Linked DNA regions of Homo sapiens: region 2 is linked to region 1. A link is an interaction called in ENCODE POLR2A ChIA-PET data of the cell type or tissue named here. Cell type or tissue: CD4-positive, alpha-beta T cell. All regions are shown on one strand. Region 1 overlaps TMCO1 (transmembrane and coiled-coil domains 1). Region 2 overlaps UCK2 (uridine-cytidine kinase 2).

The links. Peaks named below come from ENCODE experiments on the same cell type or tissue, not always from the same donor. Only the 100,000 strongest peaks of a DNase experiment are listed, where the experiment ranks them.
Region 2: POLR2A ChIA-PET joins it to region 1 with 5 read pairs; 6 of 35 experiments call an interaction of 5 or more read pairs at or near these places.

The regions. Positions count from the first base shown.
Region 1 is chr1:165,733,899-165,736,398 of GRCh38, forward strand. The region is part of intron 6 of TMCO1 (transmembrane and coiled-coil domains 1); the gene reads right to left. Among named protein-coding and RNA genes, the nearest start is that of TMCO1, 34 kb to the right of the region's middle. In CD4-positive, alpha-beta T cell, no CTCF peak of the experiment used is centred here; no DNase peak of the experiment used is centred here.
Region 2 is chr1:165,883,806-165,886,305 of GRCh38, forward strand. The region is part of intron 1 of UCK2 (uridine-cytidine kinase 2); the gene reads left to right. Among named protein-coding and RNA genes, the nearest start is that of MIR3658, 23 kb to the right of the region's middle. In CD4-positive, alpha-beta T cell, no CTCF peak of the experiment used is centred here; a DNase peak (open chromatin) is centred at 1,016.

The sequences.
Region 1 (2,500 bases):
TGATTAAGAACCAGTGATCAAGAAACGGAAGTTGTTGGTTGCTAACTGGATATTTTGGGAAGACCCAGGTCAATGGCAATAAACACATTCTGCTGAATTTTATTCCTTAGTCATTTAGCTAAAATAACACACCTATGGCAATCCTCAGTTCACTCTGTTAGTTTCTCTGACATCTGGCAACCAGTCTTCACTTCCAATTAATCGCAATATCTCATTAATTCCCACAATGTAATCTTTACTCTATCAACAAAGCTGTATATAAAATCTAATCACTTCAAAACGACCCTTTCCAATATTACCAGGGCTCTCACATTATATCTGACTAGACTATTTGGGAAAAATAATGTAGAGATTAAATATTTACTAAAAAAACCTTATCGTACAAGCTTGATATCGCTGAAATATTATTGGGTTAGCAATCAGAAAACTTGGGTTACAGTGCTGACAAACTAGACAATAAAACAATAGGAGTATCTTTTCATTTTACCAAATCTCAATGTCCTTACTGTTAGAAAAAAGAGGGTTGACTAGATCAATCATTTTCAGACCCTTAAAGCCTTTAATAACTCTTTTATTTTTTAATTTTTAAAATAAATTTCTATTCTTTTTTATTTTTATTTTTTGAGACGGAGTCTTACTCTGTCGTCCAGGCTGGAGTGCAGTGGTGTGATCTCAGCTCACTGCAACCTCCACCACCTCCTGAGTTCAAGCAATTCTCTTCCTTAGCCTCCCAAGTAGCTGGGATTACAGGCGCCTGCCACCATGCCCGGCTAATTTTGTATTTTTAGTAGAGACAGGGTTTCACCATCTTGGCCAGGCTGGTCTTGAACTTCTGACCTCGTGATCCACCTGCCTTGGCCTCCCAAAGTGCTAGGATTACAGGTGTGAGCCACCGCGCTCGGCCCATCGTTTTTTGTTTTGTTTTGTTTTGTTTTGTTTTTTTGCACACAATTCACAGAGATTAACAGAAGCCTTTTGAAAAATAAAATGTGATGTATAAAAGCCCAATACAGAAAACAAATAAAATAGGGTAGAAAACGGAAGCTCCCTTCTGGGACCTTCTTAACACATATCTTATAAAGTGGAAATAAAAATTCTGAAAGATAAGCACATCAAATCTGCACTAGAGTAATGTCACTTCCTTTGTAATGATGAATGAATATTTTCTGTCTTAGGTTGATCAAAGGCCCTCTTTGTAATAAAGGTCTTTTCTGCTGCGGTCAGGAGATTAAGTGACAATCTCTTTCTCTCCCTCTCACTTCCTCCTTCCTTTCCTCTTTCTCCCGTATCTTTCCAATGAAAATGTCCCTAGATCTCTTTTAGCTCCTTCTTTGAGGATCAGTCAAGGAGAATATTCTGAATTTTAGCTTAGTGCAGAAAGACAAAATGTTTTATTTTTTGAAAATCTCATAATGGAGGGCATAACCCCAGTTGGCACTGTGAAGAGTGTCTAAAACTCAGAATAAACTATAATCTTACTGGTTTGAAGAATCAAAAAGCTACTGGAAAACCACAGCTACTGGAAATAGAGAAAGAATCCTGGAAAACAGAGAGACAACAAAAAAGGAGCCTCAAATTTTGCATATAAACTCTGCCCCCAAATCTCTGCTTAATTTTTTTTTTTTTTTTTTTTGGAGACAGAATCTTGCCCTGTCACCCAGGCTGGAATGCGGTGGCGCAGTCTCAGCTCACTGCAACCTCTGCCTCCCAGGTTCAAGCGATTCTCATGCCTCAGCCTCCTGAGTATCTGGGATTACAGACATGCACCACCATGCCTGGCTAATTTTTGTATTTTTAGTAGAGACGGGGTTTCAACATGTTGGCAAGGTTGGTCTGGAACTCCTGACCTCAAGTGATCTACCCGCCCTGGCCTCCCAAAATGCTGGGATTACAGGCATGAGCCACCACGCCTGGGTCTGCTTAATTCTTAAACTATGTACAAGGCAGCCAATAAGCAGCCCAGTTAAGACTAAAATAACTGACCTGAGACTTCAGCTGCCATCTACCACAAAGGAGAGTTTGGAGTTTGAGTGCTGCTATGGTCTGAATGTTTGTTTCCCTTACAAATTCATATGTTGAATCCAAACTACCAAGGTGTTAGAAGGTGGGAACTTTTGGAGGTGATTAGGTTATGAGGGCTCTGCCCTCTTTAATGGGATTGTCCTTTCAAAAAAAAGGTCCCGAAGAGCTGCCCTGTGCCTTCCACCATGTGAGGATGCAGACAGAAGGCACTCTCTATGAACCAGGCAGGAAACAGGACCTCACCAGACACCGAATTTGCCTTGATTTTGGACTTCTCAGCCTCTAGAAGAGTAAGAAATAAATTTCTATTGTATATGGTATTTTGTTATAGTAGCCCTAATGGACTAAGACAAATGCCAGGTTAACTGCCTGCCTATACAAAAATATCAACACTTCTTCCAAAGAATAAAAGAATCCAGAATATCTTCAACCTATCGTTTACATTATCCAGGATATGATCCAAAATTACTAGATATAT
Region 2 (2,500 bases), 150 kb after region 1:
AGAAAAGAATAGATGGCTTTGCAGATATTCCAGGGAAGCATTTGAGTGACACCTCTCTATTGTGCCACTTAATCAGTTGGATTGGAAGTTGAGCCAGCAGGTTTGAACCTTGTTCTTAGTTTTAAACCAGGGCAAATTACTGGTGCTTTGGTTTTCTAATGCCTGTAAATTAGAGCTTCTGAGCCATGTGGGGAGCAACCCCTACCCGCAAAGGAGTGATGTAATGTCTGGGGGCTGCAATGGTTTTTTCCTTTGAGATGGATACCATATAAGCTAGTGGTGATACTTACTTTATGATAGTGACAGGGAAAGCTACTGCCAAGAGTAATTGATGTGACCCACACATAGTCCCAGAGCCAAGGAGCTAGATGGGATCTTCCTGCCTGAGGAGGCCAAGCGTCTGGCCTTCAAGCATTCTTCTCTGCTGTGATGTTGTTTCCCGTCCTGAAAAGCAGGGAGGAAATGATCAATCAGTGTGCCTCAACCTGGAGCCGATTGGCTGTGGTTGCTAAGTTTTCTTCCCTCTGAGCAGCCCTCCCTGTGATTCTGAAGCAGCTCATTCGGAGTGTTACAACAGACATCTTGATGGGATTCAAAAATGTTGGGCAGCATGGTTATCTGGTCTTCTTCTGTAAGGATGACTGTGAGGTGTGCCAGCCCATTCCCGTAGGGACACACCTAACCCGACGCCCTCCCAAGGGCTGAATTGTTCTGAGCTGTCCAGGCTTGGGCTATGTCAGGTTCTGAGCACTGAAGTGTAGTGGAGGGTATATGACAAAGAGGCGACAGAGCTGATTACCCTGCTTGTTTTCTTTTATTTATTCAGTGGTCTTGGAACTGGGCAAGAGGATTTTATGGATTAGCTCCTGGAAGACACACACTAGAACTAACATAGTAAGATTGTGTTTAGGCTGTCAGAGCCACCTCCAGGGTGAGAACGATTTTAGAGAAATATCCTTTGTGTAGCAATACAGGAACCTATGCTGGCTCAACAGCTGCCCTTTTGGAAACTGCCAGCCGAAGGGGCCTGTTGATGAGCTGTTTACTGCCACTGGGGCTTCCCAAATGGGAAGTCTCTGCTAAAGGAGTTCATTGTTCAGCATGTCTAGTGGACCCTGGCTCCTAACAGCTGGATTCTTTTGAACATAATAAACATTTCTAGAACAGGTTTTCTTGGTGAGCTTTTAGCTTCCTTTTAATAGGCACATCACTTGCCTGCCTTTAGTTCTATGAAGTTCAACATAAATGTTGACTTTAGTGATGCAGTGGGACAAAACAGTATTATATTTCTCATCAGTTCCCTCCCTGTCTCCCTTCCCCTGTCATTGTTTTCCAGAGGTAAAGTACATTTATGGAGAACATCGGGGTGAATGCCAAAGCGGCTTATGTTCTAAAATAGTGAAAAGAATTGTGCAGTTGGAGTTAGACCTATGGTTTGAGACTCAGCTTTGGGACTGAGCAAATCATTTCACGTGATCAATTTTCTAAGCTCCAGTTTCCTCATTAGGAAAAAAGAAGACAAAGTAATACTTGTTGTAATGGAATTAAATGAGATAATGTCTTCAGAATGCCATGTAAGTAAAGAAATTGTGAATCACCTTCACTGATTTGTTCCATAGATTTTGTTTTTTCCTTTCTTAAAATACCTTGTATTGACCTTCACCTAACTTTGTATTTGGACAACACCCAACAGTCCTAGCAGACCTTTAACCCTCCCGACTCCAATTTCAGTAATGTGTTAGAAGTGGCAGGGACAGAATATATTCTGGATTCATTCACTAAATATAGAGATATTATACAAAATGAAGCTGAACTCACGCTCCAGTGGGCAGTGTCAGTTTGCCTGTGAGACAGCGCTATGCAGCTGCAGCCACTAAGTGTCTAGGCACTGGAGATGGACGGCTAGAGTGGGAATCCTGGCTCCATTCAACCTCTCTTTGCCTCTATGTTTGCCATCAGTGGTGTGGATATGATAATAATTCCCATCACATAAGCTTGTGGTATGCAAATGAGATCATTTTAAAGTGCTGAGCCCAGTACCTAGCATATAGAAAGAAATGGGGCTTTTATTATAGTGATAATAATTTTTAATTGTGGTAAAATACACATAACATAAAATTTACCATCGTAACCGTCTTTAAGTGTACATCTCAGTGGTGTTGAGTATATTCACATTATTGGATGACCAAATTCCAGAACCCTTTCATTATATAAAATCCATTCAACAACTCTTCATTTTCCCCTCCCCTCAGCCCCTGGCAACCACCATTTAACTTTCCGTTTCTATGAATTTGACTTTGCATAGTGCATTTCACTTTGCATAGTGAAATCCTATGGTATTTGTCTTTTTGTGACTATTAATATAATTGTTAAGTCTTAGCCCACTGTAACAGTTGTACCCTTTCCCATTTTAGATTTCTATAGGCTCAGGATTGCCTGCCTTCTCAAACCCTGGTTATTGGTGGATTATTTCTCTTTCTTTTCTTTTTTTCTCTCTTAT